Linked DNA regions of Mus musculus: region 1 is linked to region 2. The links are chromatin contacts, found by Hi-C in ENCODE. All regions are on one chromosome and are shown on one strand. The core of a region is the stretch at or near the end of the contact, and the rest is flanking DNA. Distances in the headings are between cores, read along the strand shown.

What was found. A loop is a pair of places that touch in the nucleus more often than their neighbours do.
Region 1: a map of left cerebral cortex shows a loop between it and region 2 (5-fold over the local background). The contact joins the enhancer-like site here to the promoter of Rspo3 in region 2. A Hi-C loop is called at or near these places in 3 of 37 maps with a recorded cell type or tissue (left cerebral cortex and mouse trophoblast stem cell).

The regions. Positions count from the first base shown.
Region 1 is chr10:29,819,265-29,825,906 of GRCm38, forward strand. No RefSeq gene overlaps it. Among named protein-coding and RNA genes, the nearest start is that of Gm46219, 120 kb to the left of the region's middle. Within about 2 kb of position 5,357, at least 1 of the 3 ENCODE cell types and tissues checked has a DNase peak (open chromatin) inside an H3K27ac peak, as active enhancers do; it is left cerebral cortex, where a contact is called at or near this core.
Region 2 is chr10:29,533,930-29,540,734 of GRCm38, forward strand. It overlaps Rspo3 (R-spondin 3), which reads right to left and starts at 1,938. Exons shown (of 5, transcript NM_028351.3): 1 at 1,303-1,938. The coding sequence starts at 1,399.

The sequences.
Region 1 (6,642 bases), core at 4,107-6,606, 290 kb after region 2:
TAATTTTTGTGTAAAAGACAATCCAGGGTGATAAAATAAAGTCATATATGAATAGTCATGTTTATATATTTTATTGTTCAGATAGTATTATATAACTGATTGTTTTGCACACTAAACACATAGCTTTATTATAGGACAGTGCAATATCTGGGCATGGGTATTTCTGTATTAAAGATTATTTAATAATAAATATATACTCATTCACTGCTACCAGTAGTTTGACTTGGTTAAGAATTCTGCAGACATTGTATGCAGGAGAGCTTCCTGGAAATCACACCCCCAGTGTCTCTTGTACCAACTGGCATTGGTTTCAGAAAGTTTGGCTGTCACCCTGCTTCATCAGCTTGTTTTGAGATCCTAGAAAATTGGTTCAATCACGTGTAAAACAAATAAGTTGAACCACATGATGTCTCACCAAGTGATGCCATTTCCTTTATCTCAAATACTTAATTATCCTAAATGAGATGGTCAGGTTTATTCAGGCTGCATGCTAACGCTGAAGAGGAACAGTCAAATGTGTGCTCTTCTCTATTACTCAATTCTTGGTCCTCTTCTATCCTAAAATGGCTCCCACACAGCCATTATTGTCTCAAGAAACTATGTTGGAAAGTGGATCTATTTCTGGCTTTTAATACTTTCTCAATGGCTTTTCAATTACCAGTTGCATAAAAAATCAGATTTCTGAAAAGTGCGCACCTCTGACATACTCTACTTTATGAAGTGCTTATAGCGGTGTAAAACGTGGAGGCATACCCAAGCAACAGACAGCTGAGAACCCCCAGTGGGTGGTTCTCCATCACATTGTTTGGGGCAAACCCCACCAATATAAGATACCATTTACCACTCTCCCCTTTTATCCTTTGACCATTGTTCATTGCAGAAATGGAAAATCCTTTGCTTGAGTTACCTACCTTCCCTTTATGCCCTCACTGCCATTCACAGAAGCTGCATCACGTCTGTGAAGTAAGGTAGGGCGGCTAGAATTGCTTCTAGAATCAAAACTATATTATCTAATTTATTCATGCTACAAATGCTTGTAATTAGAGAGAAAAGAACCTCAATACTCCAAACACTAGATTTTCACATTTAACATCAAAAATGCAAAAACCTATTTTTGTATCATTGTCATCATTGAAAAAGCAGAAAGGATTTAGACACGTCATCTAAAGGGTATTTAATTTTCCTAAGTTTCTTTGAATAACATTCTGTTTTTTAATTGACAGTGATCTGACTTAAAACTTTTCTCAAATTTGCTTATCACACAAGATTTCTAAGTGTTGTGAGTTGTCATTGTTTGTAAGCATAGATACAACATACAGCAAAATCTACATTATTATATATTGTAACCCCTGGGGAACTTGGGAATTACAGTGTTTTTCAAAACAGAAAACATGGAAATAAAGACACACATTTATCTTAGCTGAGTTCCCTTTTCATTTTAGCATATTTATTTCCACCCCTTTCTCCCACTAAATCTGCTTAATTAGCACATTGCTTGACAGTTGGTTATTCTGTATGAATATTCATTGTTATTAGATTCCATATGTAAAATTCCAAGTGGTAAATCAAAATGTGTTAATTGTGTGTATCTCCTATGTAGCTTTCTTTCCTTTCCACTCTTTTATCTTCCTTTAGAAATTCATTAGGGAAAAGATTTCCTCAGATGGTTTTAAAGTAGAATTCATAATAGCTGTGTGACTATATGGATGGATGGTCCTTAGTGTTCTTTGCTTACTGGTCTTCAATGAATAGGCAAGAGAAAGTTGGGAGTTACATAGAGTATGGTCCAGAGTCCCCACAAAGATGGTAGGATATGAACAACCGTCACTGTCTTGAACGTGCTTCAAGCTTGTAAATGGATTTCTTTTCTTGTTTGCCTCCTTCTGCATCAGACTTGACTCAGCCTGTTGGGAGGGTTATACATGACCATATAAAGTAGCTTCTAAGAAACTATCAGAACCACTGACCCGCAGTGCTTAAAAATTAGCCCCATTTATCTCTAGGCCTCTTCCCCTGCCATCTCCCTAATGCTCCAGACAGCGATCCAGGGTAAGCACTCTTGTTGACCCAGTGGCACAGCTATCTTTGGCCATATGCAAAGAAAAATCTGCTAATTTAAAAAGATAACTTGCTGTTCTGGGTCCTCACGCTGGCACCTCTCTCTTCCTGTTTTTCCAGACAAACTGGGAAAAGATATATACAGTATTATGAAGCCAAACTATTATGGAGGTTGCAAAATTTTATTTCCTGTGAAGAACGAAGGTTTAATTAGCTAAAAAGGAAGTGAACACCAAAAAAGATAAGTAAAAGTTGGTCTCTGTCTCTCTCCAAGATTACCCTCAGTACTTCTGAACTTTATTATCCAAACAATGAAGGGATGGCGTGACTTGGCGCCTCCAATAATCTCAGACTCATTATTGTTCATGTAAAGTTGTGAAGGGGCTGTCAGCTCTTGCAATGACTTTGGACTAAGAAGAAGTAAACCTCAAAAGGTTTGGGATTTGGAGCAAGTTCAGATATGCTTCCAGAATTTGGCCGCTTGTCCAAAGCTTATCCGAACTATCGGAACCTTTTAAGTCCTCAGAATTGGCCTGGAAATTTTTGGCTTTTTACTGGCCCTGGCTTAGAACCACAGAAGGATGGTCTTTTATAAGGATTTTTGGCACCTCTGTTTCTGATGGCTGCTTACAAACTGCAAATATAAAATTAAAGAATAAACTGTTTTTTTAATATTGTGGAATATCAATATTTGGGGTTTTGTGAAACTGTGTTGCTTTTCCCCACAGAATTGGTTTACAGGTCCTCATGTGACAGCTTGTTCTCGGGGTCAGAGAAACACTTGCTTGTTAAGAGCTGAGGGATTTCTTTTGATGTAGAGCTTTCTGATCCTAAGTGGGTAATGCCCCAAGTACACAAGGACAGGTTGGTCACTTCATATGACACTTTAATAGAAAAGCCAGTCCTGGGCACATGTCCACTGGGATGTAATACTATTTCTTTAAGTTAGTAGGCAGATTTATGTTCATTTTTATATAAGTTGATCTTTGATTATCATCAAAGACATAAAAGATAACAATTAGTTAGTTACCTACTGATCCGGTGGCATAAGATATAACTACGTTTGACTTAAGGTCAAAGGTGAGCATAATTTTACACAAAATAAGTAATGATGTTTGAAAATAAAATGTAAACAATACTTTTTTTACTTTTACCCAATGTCATAACCATAATTAAAAATTCATCTTTTAAAAATACAAAGGTAAAATATGTTTAAATATATGTTCAATCAAATATTTTAAGATAGTCTCCTAGTTAAAATGAAAAGGAGTAAAGAAGAGCTCTAAGAATTAGCAACTAGATGTTTACTGACAATCTTTAGTTTAGTTTTTTTTAGACTATGCCGGGGCCTAGCAAACACAGAAGTGGATGCTCACAGTCAGCTATTGGATGGATCACAGGGCCCCCAATGGAGGAGCTAGAGAAAGTAGCCAAGGAGCTAAAGGGATCTGCAACCCTATAGGTGGAACAACATTATGAACTAACCAGTACCCCGGAGCTCTTGACTCTAGCTGCATATGCATCAAAAGATGGCCTAGCCGGCCATCACTGGAAAGAGAGGCCCATTGGACACGCAAACTTTATATGCCCCAGTACAGGGGAACGCCAGGGCCATAAAAGGGGAGTGGGTGGGTAGGGGAGAGGGGGTGGGTGGCTATGGGGGACTTTTGGTATAGCATTGCAAATGTAAATGAGCGAAATACCTAATAAAAAATGGAAAAAAAAAAAAGAATATCTTTGTGTATGCCTCTGTCCATCTTTGTCTCTGTCTCTCTGTCTCTCTGTCTTTCTCTCTCTGTCTCTCTGTCTCTGACTATCTTACACACACACACACACACACACACACACACACACACACACACACACACACACATAGAGAGAGAGAGAGAGAGAGAGAGAGAGAGAGAGAGAGAGAGAGAGAGCATGTTAATGTTCACATAATAAATAAAACACAGAATGGTAAGCCAGATTTCTAGGCTCGTATCCCAGTTTTCTATTTTAAATGCTCATTAATTTCATTTTTTTCAGCATATGAATCATTTTGGAATTGGAGCTGTACTTCTTTTTGTATCTCCATTTCTGTGCCTCTATACCAGGAGTCCCTGACGCCTCTGAGACTTCAGCTTTGAGGACATTGCATGTATAAATCCAGCTTATCTGCATTTCCACCACTAACAGTGCTGCTGCTGTTTTCTTTTTCTAAATCTATTAACCTTGTTATCACTCTGCCTTCTACTTTCTTAAACATTTTGCTTGTTTAGTTTATTCCTTGTGTATTCTTCAATGTTCTTTTTAATGGATCTCCTGTTAGCATAGCTAAATATGTGCACCTTATTTACAATTTTAGTTGAAAATTTTACTTTTAAAGATTTTTTATTTATTTTTATTTGTGTGTGTGTGTGTGTGAGAGAGAGAGAGAGAGAGAGAGAGAGAGAGTGCGCGCACACACACACACGCTCCAAATCCAGAAGAAGACATTGAATCCCCTGCAGCTGGAGCTCCAAGAAGTTGGGAGCTGCCTGACATGGGTGTGGGGAATTATACACCAATCCTCAGCAGGAACCATAAGTGCTCTTAAGTGCTAGGCTATCTCTACAGCCCTAGAGTTTGATTTAATCTCTCTGGATCTGAAAATTTCTCTCTTCAATTAAAGAACGTTAACTAGATTTTTCTAAAAGTACTTCCAGATCTTCTAAGGCATTAATAAAATCTTCAATTCAATTTACCTCAAATTAACATTTCATTCAATCGGTTTTATATCAAGTTATCTATGAAAGGGAGAGTTTGGTTTACCACTGAAAATCTATGTCATGGATCACTCGTGGTTTATGAACAACAAGGAGACATTAACACACATTTTAAAAAAAGAAAAGGAAGAACAGGAGAAAGAGAAAGACCAGTTTCTAAAATAATGCTAAACTGTAGCCCTGAAACATAACAGTCTATAATCCTTGAATACATGTCAAGTGCAATATGTTCTAATGTAAGGGGTATGTCCATTATTATGGGCCATATGTTTCACCATGATCCAAAAATGAATATTCCAGTTACTTGAAGGAATTAGTGTACCCTCAAAGCAAACATCTATCTATTAGGAAGAATAGAAAGTTCTTTCTCAAATTAAAACATTGTGCTATCAGATTTTTGTCTCAGCAATAATGTAGGAGAGGAAAAAAAGGTAAAACATATTTGGTTTGATGCAGCTTTATAATTACTTTCCTGTCTTCAGTCCTACCAGGCCCCATAGTCACATAAAAGGCAGCAGAAGTGGGCAAAGGAACACATTGTACAATCTTTTTTTGGAACTGTCCCTAGTTGTTCTCCTTCTGTAGTCATGTAGAGCCTCAAAGAATTTATGTTTAAAGGAAAACAAACCAGACTAGCTTGTTGAGGCATTACACAAATCATTGCATGCCTATTGAGCAGAACTATTACTATCCAAATGTTATGTTTCTGTGAGCTATACAGTGGTTGATAAGCACTAGCCAGTACTCCTTGTAGGTGTTCTTTGACTAGCAGGAAAGATATTGATAAATGATCAAATTATGGGATGATTGGCACATCACTCGTGGCCTAGTCTTGTTGCCAATGACTGTTGTCAAGCAAATTCCTCCCTTCTTACTGCATTTAGGCCTACTCTTTGGTTGCTTATATTATATAAACTGTAACTATCTTCTGCCATGGAGAAATGCTGCCTTTCTGGTACTGGGTAAAATAACCAGGCATATCAAGTGAGCTTTCTAACTGTTAATTGATAACGGCAGCAAGTCCTGCCAATCATTCAGGAACTCCCTATTCCTGTCTCAAGTAACCTTTCGGATGAGGATTGGCACGTCTCCTGCCTTTCAAACATTTCAGATATACTGTTTCTCGCTTTTTGGCAGGACTCTCACTGATTCTGGAAGAAGACCAAAATATATTATGTTATTGCATTTCTCAATTCTGACTTGGCTCTAGACAAAAATGCCCATTGATTTGTTAAGTGGGGAACTGGTTTTACCCCCTTTTTCATTTTCTCTTCTTATTAGTGGTTCAAGGTGATTTTAGGAATGCTATTAAGTGACACCTCTTGAGAGGCCATGACAGGCAGGCACATGGCAGACAGATCCACTGTGCTTGCATTTCAGTCAATGGGATTTTTATGGTACACTTGTGCACCGAGAGCTTACAGCTCATTTCCTAAATTACCATTTAGAGAGAATAAAAAGTTAACCAGCCCAACACCATGTCCTATTATGTTTAGCCAAAAGTATTAGAAAATTTAGTGTACTATTCATTAGGAAGAGTTTATTAAGATATCAAAGTTTAAACAGTGTATATCAATTTATAATTCTTTCATACAACAAAATTTCTCCAGGGAAGCTTTCAAATAACATTCAGCTTTCCCCAGCGGCTGTTTCTAGTCCATAACAAACTGTTATCACTAAGTAAGTGTCACTGAAACCAGGAAACCAAGCTTAATAGCCACAGTAGCCTCCCTGATGACTTCAAATAGTTTTAGGTGCTTTTCTCAACAATGTGAGATTTATATTGCACCATAAAAAGCAGAACAAATTGTAATTACTTCCTGTAGTATAACCATGT
Region 2 (6,805 bases), core at 688-3,187:
CACCCCACACAAGTGGTCCTGTGTCCTAAGAGCTACCAACATCCCTGCCTCAAGGGTTTTGTGGGCTGGACACTTGGGAAAGAGATCTCATCTGGGAACCAGACAAGGTCATGGGCTGAACAACCCCCCAGATCCAAGCTACCAAAGCAATTGCTTTACTGGTTTTTTTCTGTTAGTTTTCCTTAGTAACTACCCCAGGGGGGCCAAGAGCCCTCGGTAGAGTCAGGGTTGTCCTTAGCTCTTCGAAAGGACAACCTTTGCGGGCACTGACAACAGCGTGCTGGGCCACCCGGGAACAAAAAGAGAAACCACCCTTACATCTGTTCCCGAATCTCTGAAAGATGCGGGCATGCCTTGCACCAATTTAGGTGGAGGCTGCCCTGAGGCATCCATTTAATTCCAGCAAAGGCACAGTTTCACACAGCCAGGACATAATACTCTCCTGTGTAATAGACTGAAGAGCAGAGAGGAGATGTGCTGGGGGAACCCGACTCTCAGTATGCGCCTGTCTCAGGGGACCCCCTTTAAAGAGTCTGAGGTGGCCAGAGCATTCACGTGGGGACAGGCAAGGCGTGAAAGTGACTGAAGTTCGGAACCTCTGGAGTTCCTCTGACTTCCAACCCCAGAGGATGGGACATGGGGCAACTCAGCAGACAGTCGTGGAAGCCCTGGCGCCTCAGCGCCACTCCACTCGTGCGCTTCGTGGGAAGCTGCAGCGCGGGAGCTTGCTCACTGTCCCTTGGGCCCGCCCCAGGTTGATTGACTAGACTACCATAAAACAACCTAGGGGGAGGGGCAGCCAAGGTTCCCGGAGCCAGGCGGGAATTTGGGATGATCCCAGTCTCCTTGCCTGCCATTATCAAACAACCCAAAGGCAGGGAGACCCAACTGCCTGGGGCTCTAGGCCTCCGTCGGAGCCTCAAAGGAAAGCACAAATCCCTACAGCGAATCTAGGAAAGAAAGAAAGATTTCCAGATCCTGATTTACAGGGGGGGGGGGGGGGGGGGGGGGGCAGACTAGCACCGGGTGCACCGACTCCAGTACTGGTTTGTGTACTGGAGTAGAAGAGCCAGTGCCCCGAGTTGCTATCTCCTGTGGGAGGCATAGGGTGTAGGTTGAAAAGACTGTTTCCTCCAGCAGCTGGGTCTGGGCAGGCAAAACCAGCTGACAGGTGAATGTGGTGGAAGGGAGCAAAGACATAACGCAAAGCAAAACCAAAACAACAACAACAAAAACAAACAACAACAATACCCCCTCCTCTCCCACTCCCCCCCCCAAAAAAAAAGAAAACCCCAAACTTACTTCTTCGCTGGCGCCTTCCTCGGGAGGCGTTTTGGCTGCCAATGTATTCCATAAAGTTCAAAATGATAAAAAAACAAGAAATCAGTCGCAAGTGCATAGTAACCCTGTAATGTTTCCCTTTTTTCTCTCCTTTTTCTTTTCACTGTTAGTTATATTTAATGTTTTTTTTTAAAGAAAAATATGTATGTAGGTGTTAGGCGAGTCTATACGAAGAGTAGAAAAACCAGAGCAGCGGGACTTCTCCACTGAGATCCAACAGGCGTGCTGTGATGGCAAGCGAAGCGGGACGGGTGGACCGGGAAACCAACAATTGCATTCTCAAATTGTCCGAACACAGCCGGCTGCTCTGGGGTGGCTGTCATCGCCGCGAGCGAAGGTTGCAGGAGCCTCCTGGCTGGCCGCAGGTTAGCCTCGGTTGCACAGCAGCGGCGGCTGCGGGCGGAATCCAGGCGAGCAGTGGCCCCTGGGGCTCAGAGGCTGCAGCGGCTGCGGCTGTGGCAGGGACCCCGGGAGCGCAGGGAAGCGGACGCCGTGGGTACCGCAGCCATGGTCAAGGGGCGCTGGAGAGACCCGAGCTGCTTCTGGCGTTCTGAGCAGGAGCCGCTCCAGTGTTGGGCCGGGCTAGGAGCACCCCATAGGGAAGGAGGAGGAGGGAGGGGGAGACGGGATGGCTGCGGGGGGCGGGGGGAGCTCGGGGACGGGGAGGAGCAACAACCCGGAGCGACCTCAATAACTTTCAATTTCAAGAGGGAAAGAGGGAGCTGGAAAAGTACAGGCGTTGCGATTTGGCAGATGGACGGGAAGAGGCGCCTAAGGGGTCCCGGGTCTGTGGCGGAGCATCTCTGGACTCAGCAAAGACGGCGGGAGAACGGGAGCAGGGTTGGGGGAGGGACAATTTGAACCCGGCAAGGTGGGCGCACTGGGGTTTGGTGGTTTCTGTCCCAGCTGTACCAAATACCCCAGACCCAATGCTTCTGTTGTCCTTGGCCTCTGGCAGATCTAACCACATAGTAGTGGCCATGTCCTTCAGTTCTTCAGAGACCCTGCCTCACTCCAGCAACTGCTCTTGGGAAGTTCACCACTCGACTCTCTTGTTCCTAATTTCTTGGGATTTCTGGATACAGATGCCCTCTCAACTCTTAGCCTTTCTCAGTGTCTCTCTGTTGCTTTAACCCTCCCCTCCCCCCCAACTCCCTCCCCCCCCTTTTTCCAGGGAAAGTAGCTGTGGTTGTGTTGTGTGGTCTCAAGGGGCTTAGGTGGGAGTTTACCCTTCAACTTGAAGGTGCTTTACCTGATCCTAAGGGGAGGACCCAGAGGTGTGAGCTCTCTGGGTAACCTGGATGGAAAAGCAATTGTACTGTGGCTTTCTTCCAAGCCCAGCCTTTGCTCTGCAAGATCCCCCCTCCCTCAGGCACTTCCCTAAGTAGTCACTGTTAAAGAGTGTTAATCTCTCTCTCTCTCTCTCTCTCTCTCTCTCTCTCTCTCTCTCTCTCTCATCTTCTTATGCTGTTGAGAGGATCTGTTGTACATTCTGGTTTCTCATCTGGGGGACTGAGAATACTATGTGGAAAGATTGTCTCCATTTGGTGATAATGAGTAAAGGTCCATTTCCATTTCTTGCTTCTGTTTCCAGAGCAAGGGGAGTGGGAGTAGAGGGCTCTTGGCAGTAGAGAGAGAGAGAGAGAGAGAGAGAGAGAGAGAGAGAGAGAGAGAATCAGGTTCTCAGGTTAAACCACTACCAGGGAAAAGACCAGGCCCTGGGATGACTTCCGCTGTTGGGCATCCTACCTCTTCTTCTGTAGCACAGACACTTATAGTTACTGAATTGTTTTGTTGGAGGTCACAAGCCTCAAAGCATTTTTAATGTAAACCTGTCCTAAGGGTGCTGATGAGTATTCTGAAGGATTCTTTTGTAATGCTAAAGCTTTATGCAGCATTGGATTACAGGCAGGCCACTTTGAAACCAACTGAGATTTGCAGGAGTGCCTTCAATGTATGCGTTGATAAGTTAGAGGAGAAGCAAATGCCACAGCTCCTGCCTGTCTCATTGAAAAGCACCCCAGGTTCCAGGTCTCTGGAGCCTGTTATGTAGCCCAAGATTGGGGCTGAGATGGAATGGCCTGGATACAAAAGTCAGGAGACCTCGAATAGTTTTTCTTTGCAAAGCTTTAAAACACAGAATCTGAGATGCTGGCCTTTTGTTGCTAAGTCATTATTAAATGTTTTGCCTACTTTTACTGGAAGTTTGAAAACAGGCATACTATTCTCTAAGTATGAAGAAAGCAGTGACCCTTTCAGAGTATGATTTGTCTTACTTGGTTTTAAGAATTCCCATTTACACACAGATTCTTTTTCTGGAATAAAACTTCTGGACAGTAGCAGGAGCTGCATGAGATGCACAAGGGTGCATACCCACACAAACACACACACATACCCAGAGAGAGAGAGACAGACAGACAGACACACACACACACAGGAAAAGAGAGAGAGAGAGAGAGAGAGAGAGAGAGAGAGAAGAGAGAGAGAGAGAGAGAGAGATGGAGGAGAGAACACACAGTCTACTGATAAATGACAATTTATCACTCTGAACTAGGGAAGTTGCAGATGCCCACCCAATTCCAACAATGACTATCTGGTGAAAAAACCACTGTATTTCTTTGTGCCTGTCCCCATCAGCTTTTTGTTCCTTCTTGTTTAATACCTCAGATACAGAATATCGGCATCATCAACTGTGGGGGGCTTAAAAGCTATGGGAGGTTCCCTTTGAAAAGGACTCCAGAGACAGCCTTTCTAATCCAGGCTACTTGAGCTGGATAGGATGAGATTGCAAAAGGCATATAAAAAAGCAATTTGGTGGAACAGTTCAGGGAAATGAGCACAATGACGGACACCCACTTCTCTTCTCCCCGTGTGCTCTGCAGACATATGTTCTTTAGGATGAGAACAGGAATGGCAGGGTAAGTAAATAAACAAACCCACTGAGCAGCTAAGGTTCTTGATCCATCCCAGAAAAGAAGTGTTAGATGCAGTGGGCAGGAAAAGCTTGTCAAGGAACAAGCACCATTCAGAGGAAACATAAGGAAAACATTAAATAAATTGGGAGAACATTCTTTCTTTCTTGACACCCTTCTTTAGAATAACTCCTTTTTTTTTCCCCCGTTTTGGTCCATGTTACCTTAGTATTAAATGTGTGTTTACTTGCCTGTCTGTGTCTTACATTCCCTCAACTGTTCCAGAAGCTTACAGAAGGCATGCCATAGACTATTTTGTGCAATAAAGCACCTAGTTTTCCAATTCAGCAAAGATTAAAATAATGTTCATAGAAGCTGACAGTGCCTCACTGAACCGCCATACTAAAACAACTTAGAAGCCACGGGTGTAGCGCAAAGTTGGAAATTTTCTTATGATTTTACATTTGTCACATCATGCTAGGATTAAGAGTTGGAGACTCAGGGTAAAAGAATAGTGTGGGTTTGGATAAACATGGAGAGATAAACATATCCAAAATGTGGCTGCAATTTCTCATCTTTCCACACTGCCTCCCTCAACCAGGCAAAGGCAACAGTAAGAAGTTATTTTTATCCACTGCAGCAGGAGCACTTTAAGGAACAAACATGATTGTCACATTGTTGAATCCATATAGCAAATATGTGGAAGGGAGCTTGCTCCAGAAAAAGAGAGAGCAGACTTAAGACTTTGGAATGGGGTACAGCTTGTAGTGATGAGAGATGTTTGGCAAAGTTGGAACTGACATCAGTCACTATGCCATAGAGCTAATATGCAGATTCAGAAAATGCTCTGTTCGCCAGTTGCCCGGATCTGGATGCATGTGAGTGAGTAAATCAAACAGGGTACTGCTGGCAAAGTCTGTGTTACTAATGTAGTCAGAAACCATCTCAGGAGCATGGAGCAGATAGATTATTTAAAAGCCATTGAAATTAGTAGATGGAGTCTAACCACCCTTTTACACAAAGATAGGATTACTAGACCAATGTAAGAAGTGATTCGCATTAACAAAATAAGAAAATGGAAATCTTGAATAGATAGACAGAGGACTGTCTGTCAACAGTTAAGAATGTTTTTCCTTCTCTATGAAGTTATGGGACATTTATAAAACCGTGTTGAACATTGTCTGGTGTGTTTTTATTTCAAAACTAATTTCTCTCATGGCATCATTTAACTAAATACCCAGCAGTATTCATTGTAACACCTTAGGATATTTTGCTGGATTATAGGGTTTTTACTTTTAAGGTACAGGCTTAGAAATCTGGGCACCATGGCAAGTCCTGCCTCTGCATCTTTATTGCTTCCCAGATTTCTTTATTTGAAGAATGAAATTCAACCAAGTAATTTCCAAAGACTCTGAATGTACTGACTATAATAACAATACCTTCAAGAAAGGGAGAGAGACAGGCTTGTAATTCCAAATGTTGAAGCTATTTCTAGCTGTATGACATCACACTTCGCACTTACAGACTTGTGTTTAACTGAATAGGTCCAGATTTAGAAATCTGCTTTTGAATGCGTCACTCTGCTGGAAATGTCTAGCTTCTTACAGGAATCCTAAAGGACTCTGGTCTAGCAAAGATAAACCCAGGACTAGTTTATCTGCCTCTGTATCTGCAGACTTTGAGATCCCAAGCAAGTGTACATTTTAACCTCCCAATTCTGGGCATACTCCTATAAAAAGCTGAGATATGAACTGCTATATCTCATGGAGACACCCATCTGGTTCAGTTTGATTTGTGGATCTTACCATGGGAGGGGGGTGGTAAGGACGGACTCTAAGGAGTAGGGTTTTTTGTTTTGTTTTGTTTTTTAATTTCATGTCACTTTAGTTTTTCAGAGAAAAGACAGAAGAAAAAAAGCTTTAATTTTTCCCCTTTGTGTCTCTCTTTTTATAGGGTTGTATATCCATGTTTCCATTGCCCCTGGAGACTCTTCAGAAGGTTCACAGTGTAGCCTGAGTGACTGTGCTAGCACCTTTAGGTTGAGGAATTGCTATCAAAGACCTGGAAGTATTATGGTATATGGAGGACTATAGAAGAGGGGTTGTTAATGAGAAAATGTTATACTGGCACATACCACCCTAGAACAGATCTCAGAGCACACGGTTTCCAGGAGGAGACATCTGGGACCAGAAAATCATTGCCACATATGGCCAGGCTCATGTAGAAAGTACCATTAATATTAACATTATCTCTAGGTCTGATTTTGGTACCATATTGGCCCCCAGGAAGTTGACTATTTTAAATTACATTACCAAAACTCTTTTCTACTGATTTCCAGTTAAATCAGTGCATAGGAGCAAAGGTTGTTTCTTCTCTCTTCCTGCTTTGGCATAGTTCTGGAAATTGGTGCGCTCTGCTGGGAATGGGCACGGCTTTGAGGAGCAGCATCTTTTCCATGGCTCCAGGTCATTCTCAATTAGGTTTTAATAGCAGAGAGGTATAGGATCTACCTACATTTTGAACCTAACAGTAGAAATACCTTCTAACTTCTA